Linked DNA regions of Homo sapiens: all the other regions are linked to region 2. The links are chromatin contacts, found by Hi-C or POLR2A ChIA-PET in ENCODE. All regions are on one chromosome and are shown on one strand. Each heading gives the region's core, a stretch centred on a gene start or an enhancer-like site at or near the end of the contact. The rest is flanking DNA. Distances are from core to core; before and after follow the strand shown. Region 1 overlaps LIMS1 (LIM zinc finger domain containing 1). Region 2 has its middle 42 kb from the start of EDAR. Region 3 holds the start of LIMS1 (LIM zinc finger domain containing 1). Region 4 has its middle 100 kb from the start of SEPTIN10.

Region 1 (2,783 bases), core at 162-2,661, 420 kb after region 2:
TGTTTCGAAGGACCTGGTGTTCTTCACCCTGAGAGCCAAGGGCCGCCCGTGTCTTAAGCAGGGTACTGACAAGATCCCACCTGTTTGCTGAGGACCCCTCTCTCTGAGGCAGCAAAGGCCCCAGGGTAAGGACCAGCACAGCTGTGCAGAGCCACATGGCAGTCCATGGAACAGACAGCAGCTTGAGCTAGCCAGGGTGGTGACAGAGAGAACAGCAAGGAGAGTGGACACAGAGATGTGTAGGGAGGGAGGGCAGAAGGGCAGACTGGACACAGAGGGCCAGGGAGGGAGGCAGGAAGCACCCACACTGCTAACGTTTCTCCCCACATTCTTTTGTGGACATAGCAACAAACAGACCTGGTGAACTACAGCATGAGCCAGATGTACTTCATGTTGCCTTAATCTTGTCCACAGAAACGTAAGCGTTTTAAACCTACTTTGACTCTAATAATAAAGACTTTTACGAGTTTACAAAAGAAAAAAGCTAGGACATAAAAATGTTTGCTTGTATTGTAAAGCTCAGTCTCTCAACTATTTATGTAATATAATTATTACTAACAACTGACGTTGGAGTACCTACCCAGCACATTATGTGTTATTAACCTCCATCTCAACCCTATGAGGCATGTATTGTGATTATACCCATTTACAGATGGGGAAACTGAGTCTTAAAGCAGTTAAACGACTTGACCAAACAATACAACCAATAAGAGTGTGTGGATCCAACCCAAGTTGATTTGACTCAAAGATTCCTGTTTCAGTCATTAAACTGCACTGTCCCAGGGCCTAAAACATTCTCCCCCACAGACCATCACAAGGTCAAGTCTGAACTAGCACTGCCTCTCAACACTGACAACCTAACCCCGGAAGCTTCTGGGAAACTGGGTGCATGACAGGCGCAGGAGCCGCAGCGCAAGCCCCGGAGTGTAAACACTGACTAGAAACCACCCAGACACCTCAGCCAGCCCACACCTTCTCTCTCTCCAAATGACCCAGACCTAGTCCACGTGAATATTGTGAATGGTCGGTTTGAGGGTTCTGAAAGGAGCCTCGTGAGGTGCTCAGGTGCAGTCCCCACTCATATGAGTATTCCTCTTCAGCTGGTTTTCTCCTGCAGGTTTGGAGGCAAAAGCTAGTGAAAGAAGTGACCTTCTATGTAACTGAATTCCTAGATTCCTTAGGAGTCTTTGGGTCCAAATTACCCAAAAGACTTTATTTCCTTTTAGAGTACATGGAATTATTCAATGTTTCCAACAGTTCTGGAAAAAAAAAAAAGGCAGATTCTAACAGGTTTTCTTCATCATAGCAACTACGCTGAAACCAAGGGTACTGTTGAACAGCAACACGCACTGGAAGCAATACAAACAGCAAACTTCAGGAGAGCGTGGGTGTATGAAGAGGCACTGATGATGTGTGACCACACCGATTTCGGTTCCTCTGAGAACACTTCATACCACAAACACACTTTAGAGCTCAAGCTGGTCAAGCAGCCACTTGCTCCTACTGCTTCATGCAAAGGAAGTCTGGTGAAGAAGGTGATTCTAATTCTAAAACACAAATCAAACCAGTCACTCTGTGAGACTAATAAAAGAAAGGCCTGAAGTTTTAATCCTCCAATCCTGATCTCAAGAACCCCTGCCAAGAGAAAAAACTCACTCTTAGGGCATATATATATGTATATATATATATATATGTGTGTGTGTGTGTGTGTGTGTGTATATGTGTGTGTATATATATATGTGTGTATATATAATATATGTATATATATTTTATATATGTGTATATATAATATATGTATATATATTTTATATATGTATATATATATTTTATATGTGTGTATATTTTATATATGTGTGTATATATTTTATATATATGTGTATATATATGTGTGTATATATATATATATATATTTTAGATCATGGTTCACAGCAACTTCTGCCTCCCTGGCTCAAGCAATCCTCCCACCTCAGCCTCCTAGTAGCTGAGACTACAGGCTCATGCCACCACGCCCAGCTAATTTCTGTATTTTTGTAGAGACAGGGTTTTGCCACATTGCCCAGGCTGGTCTCGAACTCCTGAGCTCAAGCGATCCCCACGCCCCGGCCTCCCACAGAGCTGGGATTACAGGCGTGAGCTACTGCACCCAGCCTAGAGCCAATATTTTTGATTGATCAAAACACTCTAGGGAACTATGTTCTACTGAACAAAAATTCCCAAAATAGAAGTGAAATACCTCAAAATGTAATGAGACCACTATATAGAACCAAAGCAAGTGCACTATTTCTAAGGAAAGTGAAAAAAAACATTGATAGGTTATTTTTTAAATCAGAGCCTTGGGGAAGAAATAAAGGCTCTGATTATTCCTTCCCCGGGGCTCAATATAATTTAGGAAATAGCACCTTGGTCAAGAGCTAGATGTATTGAGTGCTTCTTATGCGCCCAGAACTGTGATAAGCACTTTGCATACACTTACCAAATTTAGTTTTTACAATAATCTAATGAAACAGTACTATTATTATTCCCATTTCAAAGGTGATGAGACAAGACATAGAAAGTGTAACTTACTATACAGTTATTACGTAATTGAGTGAAAAACTGAAACCTGGCCTCAGCCTGGTTTTAAACCATAACGGTGTACTGCCTGCTAGTCAGAAAATGGTTATTTTTCTCAGCAGTAGATGAGAACTTATAATCAGAAATCATTTAAAAATTCAACCACGGCTAAACACAATGTGGTATCCTCGACTGATTGATGGCATAGAAAAAAGACATGATGAAGATAA
Region 2 (2,700 bases), core at 114-2,613:
ATCTGTTTGCAGACGGTGCTTGAAAGGACTGAGGTTGGGTCCTGGAGTTCTAAAGTTCTAACCCTTTTCTTCTGTCTTATTTCACCTTCCTGCAAAACAAAGAGGGGGTGGGGAGGGACAAAAAAAATCGCTATGCAGAAGTTCACTCCGGAAAATGCCCTGAAATAAAATCAACAAGATTGATGTGCAGGCAGACAGGTAATAACTTTAGAAGTGAAAGAAATCTCCAAAGATCTATGACATTTTTAACAAAACAGGGGGAAGGTGGGCAGCGCTCAAAACTGCAGAGCGGTAATTACACCCACAGGAAGTCTCTAATGAACTTGAAAACAAAGCTCCGAAGAAAGGGAAAGAAGATAACTGCAGAGTTCTGTTTACGTAACCGTAGGGGGTTTGAACACCAAGAACTTACAGCTCCTGAAACGCGGTGAGGAAATGGGAGGGAGGGCAGCGAGCGTTCAGAGTTTTGGCAAAAGGTCAAAGAGAGTGAACGGATGTGGGGGGAGGGGAAGAAGGTGGCGGGGGGTGGGTGGTAGCGCTCACGGGACAAGAAATTGAGCAAACAGAAAAGCTTAGTTGCTGAAGAAAATACTTAGAGGAAGGAGGGTTCTCTTCGCTGGGGGCAAAGTGGGGCAGCTTTATCCCGCCTGTGGCCCGGAGGTAGGCGTTGGCGCAGGTCTCGCCGGCGCCCGCAGCGCGTCCAGGTTGCCACCGGCAGAGCCCGGCCCACGTGGCCGACGCTGAAGCGGCGCTCTCCGTTCCTCCAGCGGGCGCTTCCCGGCCGAGCTGCAGGGGGTGCACACAGCAGAACTTCACTGCGCCCTCCTCGCCGCACGTGGGGCCAGGCCGTGCGCTAGAGACCCGCGGACTCGGTGCAGCCCGGCGAGGCGGGCAGAGCCGACTGCTGGGTCTGAGCGCGCATCCCCTGCTGCTACTGATTGAAGCCCAGTCCCCGGTGCAACAGTAGTAAGAGGGGGCCTCCAGGGAAGTGATTCCGTCGTAAGGGGAACGGGGCTGATAACCTTATAAGAAGGCTGGAGGAAGCTGTTTCCTCCCTTCCGCTCCTTCTGCAGAGCGTTCCCGTCTCTACCCCACCCCTGCCACATCAGAGCCCCCATCTGTGCTGAGTCAGCCAGCACCCATCAAGAAGCCCCCATCTGTGAGGAACAGGCCCCCCTCACTGCTGACACCTTGATGGTGGACTTCCAGCCTCCAGCACGGTGAAAAGGAAATGGCTATTTATAAATTACTCTCTAAGGTGTTTTGTTGTAGCAGCAGGAATGGACTTAGGGACCCGGAGTTCTTACCATTGCCCAATCACAATACCCTTAGACTCCAGCATCTCCACACATGGCGTCCCCTCGTGGAGCGCTCCGTGTCTTACCATGAGTCAGTGAGACAAAAGGTGCAGATGACACTGATGGTGGTATACATGCACACTGTGTTAGTCTGTGTACTAGTTATGAGTATATATACCAATTATTAAACCATTTTACCAAGAAAATAAAGACTTGGGAGATGTTAAAAAACTGCCAAAGTCGGGTGTGGTGCACCTGTGGTCCCAGCTACTCTGGAGGCCGAGGCAGAAGGACTGCTTGAGCCCAGGAGTTCAAGACCAGCCTGGGCAACATAGTGAGACCTAGAAAACAAACAAACAACAACAACAACAACAAAAACTGTCAAGAGACAGAACCTGGATAAGAAGTGGGTTATATAAACCAAAGTGGTCCAAAAATTCAGATGCCTGAGGGGCCCCAAGCTGGTCCTAGGTACTCAGGAAAGTACAATTCTAGAAGGAGCCTTCTGCTTAACAGCCTGCTGGTCATCCTCAAAGAGGCCACCACTCCCCACTCCTTCTCAGGGAGCCTCATCCCATCAGACAGTGAGGCCCATTCTTTCATTCATTCAGGTCATATTTACTGTCTATCCAGAATGCACCAGGCACTGTGCTAGGTGCTACTATACACATTATCACATTTGGCAGGGTATGGCACACCTCTTCATTTAAAAATAACCTTTCCAATGACATTAACAATGGGCTTTACTTACGTGAAATTCACTTAAAATAGAATTCTAAGGAATTTTACGTAGCATACCATAATTTGGCTAGAGGAGAAGGCTGGGTCTTCAGTGGGAAAATGTTGAAGGTAAAGCACTTGAGCGCATGGCCTGCTGGGGAGAGTGCTGAGCCAGCTGGCTGTGCAGGGGAGGATTGAGGAAAAGGCTGAAAATGAAGGCTGAGGATCAGTTTCATGAGCTCTCGAATCCAGGTTGATTTGAAACTGTTCTTTGCATAGGCAGAACATTCTGAGGTAGCAAACAAAAGTTAGAGTCAAAGAATTCTTTCTAAAGAATGATGTCAAGGAGGCAGTAAATCTAAGACTCACCCACACACTCGAACTGGCACTCAGTAAATGCTTACTGAATGAATGAATCAATCAATCCATCAATACAGAGATAGCAACCAGGATCCTTGTCAAGTCAAGAGGGTTATTAGTATAGTATTTCTTTAAAATAAACAGCCTTATCTGTGAGCAAAATAAGAGGCTGCCCCTGAAGGCTAAGGATGTCTGCATCCATTTGAGAGAAACAGCCTTTCATTGTGCAATGATTAGGCTTAAGTTGCTGGCAAGGCTGGAGACAAGGATAGAGATGAAAGGCTGGATGATGGCTGCCGGGGGGCCCTGTCCTGCAGCTGTT
Region 3 (2,793 bases), core at 165-2,664, 500 kb after region 2:
GTGTCATGAAATACCATTTTTACGGGAAAGAACAACTGACAAACTAGGGTTATTTAAACCTGTATTGCCGGACACTTCCTTGAAACTGAACAAAGTGAGTCTGTCACTTTGAGGAAAACAATTGACAATATTTTGCTCCCAATGATAAAAAGCAAGCTTTCAACCGAAAATGAGAATTTTGGAAAACTTGTAAACACCACCTTGTATCTGACGGCTTTTAACATAAAGACTTTCCTAATGAAATCAATAGCGATGGTAACGAATGTTATTCGGCGCTATTAATGAAATGCGTCAGCTTGAGATCTGCCAAACTCAGTGAGCCAATATCTTCCAAACGACAAATATATGGTGTTACAATGGGTAACAGCTGCATTCAAACTGCAAGACAGACCAAGGAATTTTAACGTAACTGTGTGCAAAGGCCACTGACAGGAGCTTTAGCTGCATTCAAACTGCAAGACAGACCAAGGAATTTTAACGAAACTGTGTGAAAAGTCCGCTGACAGTAGCTTCAGATTCCACGTCCAAACCAGCCTTTGAGAAACTTCCACTTACGTAGTTTTGGTGTAGTAATAAAGAATACCCATAATTATCTGAAACAGCTATTAAGACAGTACTCACTTTTCCAACTACACATCTGTGTAAGATCAGATTTTCTTCATATAAAAACATACCGCAACAGACTGAACTGCAAAGGAGATGGGAGAACGTAGTTGTCTCTACTAAGTCAGACAACTCAAGAGATTCGCAAACTGTAAAGGACGCCAGTCGTCCCACGAACTCTTTTGTTTTAGCAAAACCCTATGTTGCATAAAAATGTGGTATGTACGTTAACATACCACGGATTTATTCAATGAGTTAATAGTAACTTCAGTGTCTCGGTTTTCCTTTCTAGTACAGTCTATGGAGATAGCCACCATTCCAGGTCCTCTAGTCCCAAGAGGGGTCCTGAGACCAAGACGTCTGCGACCCGCTGATCCCTACTGCTAGAAGATAAATGATTAGCTCGGCAAATACTGATTTGTCTTATGGAACTCTCGGAGCAGCGGGGCGGCGTCAGCGCCTGTGCCACCGCGGACACCCGGGAGTGAACAGCAGCCGTCTCCTCCGCGGGCCCGGACGCAGCCACGCCGCCACCCGAGCGCTGGGGGTCGGGGCTCCGGCCGACCGGGGGAGGCCGCGGGGAAAGCCCGGCCGCCCGCCCGCGCCAGGCCCGGCCCGGCCCGGCCCGAAGGCCCGCCGGGAGCTGCGGGGCGGACGTGGCGGGGGCCGCGCGGTGCGGCCCGTACCTGTGGGTCATCCCGGCCGCCACGCCCAGCATCTCTCCGCTTTCGGCCGCCGCCGTCTCTCAGCCCCTCGTCTCCCGGCGCCGCTCCAGCCGCGTCCTAGTCCCTCGCCGCCGCGGCCGGCTACTGGCGGGCCCGGAGCAGGAAGGGGAGGAAGGCCAGGGGCCGGCCGCGCGGGGGCGCGGGAGGGGGGGGAAGGCGAGGCGGGCCGCGCGGGAAGGCGGGGGAGGGGCGGGAGCGGCTGGGCAAGGAGGGGCGGGGACTGGCGGGGCGGGCGCCGAAGGGCGCGGACTGGAGAGGTAGGCGCGGGGGGGCGGGGCGTTGCGGGGCGGGGCGCGCATCAGACCCCGCCCCAACCCGTGGCTCGGGCCCGCCCCCATTTCAGCACCCCAGGCTAGTCTGGGAGGCTGGCGCAAACGCAGCGGGTGGCTGGGGTAGGGGCTCATTGGGAGCCCACGGAGCGCGGCGGCGGCTCGGGGGCCGAGTTCCCTACAACAAGGATGGCGGTGACGGGCGCAGGGAGCGGGGCCCGGCTCTCCTTGCCTCGAGGCTCCTCTGATTCCACTCGCGTGGCTGCGCGGCCCTGGCAGCGGCCTTCGTCCCGGGGGTGGGAGCTACACAGGGTTCCGCCCCGTCCTGGCGAGGACGCCTGAGGGGGCTCTGTGGTAAGGCTCTGTCGGGCAGGCCGGGCTTCCGGGAGGACCTGGTCTGGATCGGTCACCGCTGGGTGCCTGAGCTCCGCATGGAGCCTGCAGCCTTTGTTTAACTTGTGAGTTAAGAAAAGTTAACCTTTCTTGGAGAGTTTCCAGTCTTGCCTCTGCATCCTGTTCTTCCTTGCTAGCTCTCATTTTCTTCACCCATTCCGTCTATCAAAACCTGAAATTTTGGGGCCGGCGCAGTGGCTCACGCCTGTAATCCCAGCACTTTGGGAGGCTGAGGCAGGCGGATCACCTGAGGTCAGGAGTTCGAGACCAGCCTGACCAACATGGAGAAACCCCGTCTCTACTAAAAATACAAAATTAGCCGGGCGTGGTGGTGGCACATGCCTGTAATCCCAGCTACTCGAGAGGCTGAGGCAGGAGAATCGCTTGAACTTGGGAGGCGGAGCTTGTGGTGAGCTGGGAGATCGCGCCACTGCACTCCAGCCTAGGTAACAGGCTCCGTCCCAAAAAAAAAAAAAAAAAAAAGTGAAATCTCCAAAGGATTTAATAGATTTAATAGATAAGACAAGTTATTCATCCTGGGCATAAATGATCTCTCTCAGGATACCTGATTCTGTAACTATAGCTACTCTCTAGTAATAGAATGAAAACTTTGGTCTCCTGCCAGTCGAGGCATGTCGGAGGAAAACACTGGATCTATTTGATGTCCTCACATGAAAGTAAATTCCAAACAAAGCAAATAGTTAAATGTTCAAAAAACAAAAAAAAAAAAAAAAAAAAAGAGAGAGGTTATGAAAATACCAGAAGAAAACAAGGGAAAAAAACAAAAGTAAGGTTGGAGTGGT
Region 4 (2,700 bases), core at 91-2,590, 480 kb before region 2:
AATGTCCCAGAAAAACCTGGAGTGTAGATAGAGAGACACACAGTGAAGACCAGGAGACCAGGAGGCAGATGCAGTAGACCAGGGAGGGTAGCGAGGGGACTTGTGATGTTAAAATCCCTGGGTGCCCAGCGCGGTACAGAGTGGACCCCCAGGCAGCCTGGGACCATCCCTGGGCATACCTGGAGCTTGACTCAGGAGGGGGCAGGAGGGTGGCGGAGGCCACAGTGAGAGGTGAAATCAGCTGCAGCACATCAGGTGGTTTGCTGGGCATCAGAAGAAGGAGGAAGGACACACTGAGGGCACCCTGGGAGCAGCAGGGATGCAGGGCAGGGAGGGCCGGGACACATGGGGCCCACACGTCAGTCACCAAGGCATGCATGCAGCAAAGGACAGTGGGGCCAGGGCCCAGCAGGAGGAGGGCCAGGGTCCCAGGCCAGAGCCAGGAAGAGAGTTTCCAGCAGGCCGAGGAGGGCGGACAAGCCCCCTAAAAGTGTTTGGATGTTGAGACAGATATCACAGCCCCCACTAGAGTTGTAGAGAAAGCTTATTATCACACATGATGGGACTCCTGTGTGCCCTGGAGATGGGTCTGGCACTCAGCTCAACTCCCACTTGGGAGTCCCAGAGTCCTCTGGGCAGCAACACCATCTAGGGCAATTCTGCAGTACGTGTGCATCGGCACCTGCTGTGGGCAGCACCACACTGGGTGCCAGGAGGCACACATGGGCCACCCCCACCTCGGCCTCCTGGGTGTGCTCTCCCAGGATGCAGGACCTCACCTCTCTCTCTGTCCACCCCCCATTCCTTATTTGGGGGCATGGGGCAGCAGCCATGAAAATGCAGGGAGGGTGTGGACAAGGACTTGTGGAGCAATTCCATAGAAAAGACTTACAGTAGATGGCCAGCCCTGGCCCTGGTCTCACGTTGGGTCACAAAGCCAGCTGGAGGCAGAAGCAGGGCTAGAACCTGCCCCTGACCCCAGGGCTTGTGCCCCTCCCTATTCCTCCCTGCAGGCTCCCACCTTCTGCAGGTGATCTGAGCCTTGCCACAACAGTGGTTGGCCTTAGCTGATTGCCATGTGGTCCAGGCACCTTCAGGTGGGCAGGTTCTCCCAGCCTGACTGCAAGGACACCACCCCTAAGGCCACCAATTGCCAGCCTGTAGGCCTGACCAGAGGCACACTGGATTGCGGGAGAACTTTTTGTTCTTTTTGATCAAAGAGTATGTTGTCACCAGATGGGGGCATGTGGTATACTGGGCCACCTGGTGCTGTCATCAGAGGCCACAGAGGACAGCTGAGAACTTGTTGTGGCTGTGGGACCTCATTCTCCAGTCCCGAGTCAGGCTTCAGGGAGCACTGTCACAGCAAGTCAGACAGGGACAAGTGTCAATGGCCCTGACATCAGCCAGGCCTCCCGAGGCCAAGAACAGGCTGAGGAGTTAGGAGTGCGGCCTTTGGAGCCAGACTGCCAGTGCTTGAATCCTAGGTGCCGCACCTCTTTGCCCCTTCCTGAGGCGAGTTGGTTAACTGCTCTCTGCCTCAGTTTCCCCATCTGTGAAATTGCATGGTCATAATTCCTACTTCATAAGCCTGATGTGAGGACAAAAACGAGGCAATGGATGTAGAGTGCTAAGCATGGGGCGGGCGCAGAGGGTGGGCTTAGTACATGCTTAACACGCACTTGCCATCTTCAGCACCCACGAGGAGGCCAGGGGCTCCTGGAAGGGCCCACTCCCCATAGCTCCGGCCACCCGTCCCACCTTTGCTCTCTGCCGCTTCCCCTGCAGGAAAGCCTCTCTTGCTTTTGTTGCAGTCACCCAGCATGGGCCCCACTCTGCTCACCCTGGCTTTAGCTGGAGGAGGCCAGCTCCTGGTCAGACGGGGCCCTTCCCCAGCCCAGGCTGGGCAGGGAGGAGGGGTCACCCCATGGCACACACAAGTGGCTGTTTTGTTGGGAAGGGGCTGTGGGTGCTCAGAGCCCCTGGTCCCGGCTAGGAACAGAAATGAAGCCCTGGACCCCATCAGCCCTCTGGGCTGCAGAGGGTGAGGATGGAACCGGGGTTCCTTCAGTCTGGTAGTCACTGCACAAATGTGAGAAGAGCTACCTCGGGGTTTCCCTCTAGGACATGTGGAAGGCTTCCCCTCGGCCTCCACATCGGACTGACTTGTCAAAGGACCCTCGGGGCTGTCTGCTCCCCCACATGCCCTCACCGCCCCCTTGGCAGAGACGCCTTGCCCTTTGCCCAGCATCTGCTGTGCCAGCTTCCCACATTCATACGAGCCATTCCCTGTGCCACCAACAGAGGGAGCTCCCGACACAGTTTGCATCTAAACACCCCTTGAGAGCCCAGGAAACACTGCCTCCTGCTTCTGGCCTGGAAGGCTCAGAGACCTACCCCTGGCCATTCTCACCTCAGCCCTCTCCTCCACACCTGCTCTGGGCTCCCTCAGTTTCTTGATCCTGCCAAGCTCTCCCCAGCCTCGGGTTGGGGTGTGCACACACACCGTTCCCGCCAACCGAACATTCTTTCCCCTCTTCCTGCCTTGTGAATTTCTAAACAAGACTACAGTGTGGAGGTCCAGATAAGACCCGGACACCCTCTAAGTGGCCCTCCATGCCCCTCACCTCTCCAACTAGATAAGAGTTTCCTGCGATCCCTTAGTACTTTGCCCTATAGTATTTGCCCGGTAGCTATCGC

The links. A loop is a pair of places that touch in the nucleus more often than their neighbours do. ChIA-PET counts read pairs that join two places held with the same protein, here RNA polymerase II (POLR2A). Pooled maps may share reads with other maps.
Region 1: a pooled map shows a loop between it and region 2 (3-fold over the local background). The contact joins two enhancer-like sites. A Hi-C loop is called at or near these places in 3 of 168 maps with a recorded cell type or tissue (CD4-positive, alpha-beta memory T cell, CD8-positive, alpha-beta T cell and naive thymus-derived CD4-positive, alpha-beta T cell) and 8 of 50 pooled maps. POLR2A ChIA-PET finds 5 or more read pairs at or near these places in 2 of 52 experiments (CD4-positive, alpha-beta memory T cell and activated T-cell).
Region 3: a map of naive thymus-derived CD4-positive, alpha-beta T cell shows a loop between it and region 2 (4-fold over the local background). The contact joins the promoter of LIMS1 here to the enhancer-like site in region 2. A Hi-C loop is called at or near these places in 1 of 168 maps with a recorded cell type or tissue (naive thymus-derived CD4-positive, alpha-beta T cell) and 7 of 50 pooled maps. POLR2A ChIA-PET finds 5 or more read pairs at or near these places in 1 of 52 experiments (A549).
Region 4: a loop to region 2 is called in a pooled map, with 13 times the contacts of the local background. The contact joins two enhancer-like sites. A Hi-C loop is called at or near these places in 3 of 168 maps with a recorded cell type or tissue (CD4-positive, alpha-beta memory T cell, GM12878 and naive thymus-derived CD4-positive, alpha-beta T cell), 6 of 37 single-sample maps with no recorded cell type and 13 of 50 pooled maps. POLR2A ChIA-PET finds 5 or more read pairs at or near these places in 3 of 52 experiments (CD4-positive, alpha-beta T cell, HCT116 and naive thymus-derived CD8-positive, alpha-beta T cell).

The regions. Positions count from the first base shown.
Region 1 is chr2:108,610,964-108,613,746 of GRCh38, reverse strand. The region is part of intron 1 of LIMS1 (LIM zinc finger domain containing 1); the gene reads right to left. Among named protein-coding and RNA genes, the nearest start is that of LIMS1-AS1, 66 kb to the left of the region's middle. RefSeq lists an enhancer at 1,306-1,365. Within about 2 kb of position 1,411, at least 14 of the 41 ENCODE cell types and tissues checked have a DNase peak (open chromatin) inside an H3K27ac peak, as active enhancers do; they include CD8-positive, alpha-beta T cell, where a contact is called at or near this core.
Region 2 is chr2:109,029,719-109,032,418 of GRCh38, reverse strand. It overlaps a transcript of RANBP2 not described here. Among named protein-coding and RNA genes, the nearest start is that of EDAR, 42 kb to the right of the region's middle. Within about 2 kb of position 1,363, at least 9 of the 41 ENCODE cell types and tissues checked have a DNase peak (open chromatin) inside an H3K27ac peak, as active enhancers do; they include CD8-positive, alpha-beta T cell, where a contact is called at or near this core.
Region 3 is chr2:108,533,091-108,535,883 of GRCh38, reverse strand. It overlaps LIMS1 (LIM zinc finger domain containing 1), which reads right to left and starts at 1,414. Exons shown (of 10, transcript NM_001193483.3): 1 at 1,290-1,414. The coding sequence starts at 1,321. GCC2-AS1 (GCC2 antisense RNA 1) reads left to right here and starts at 1,665. Exons shown (of 3, transcript NR_135290.1): 1 at 1,665-2,055. RefSeq lists silencers at 1,169-1,768, 2,257-2,551.
Region 4 is chr2:109,509,915-109,512,614 of GRCh38, reverse strand. It overlaps a transcript of RANBP2 not described here. Among named protein-coding and RNA genes, the nearest start is that of SEPTIN10, 100 kb to the left of the region's middle. Within about 2 kb of position 1,340, at least 2 of the 41 ENCODE cell types and tissues checked have a DNase peak (open chromatin) inside an H3K27ac peak, as active enhancers do.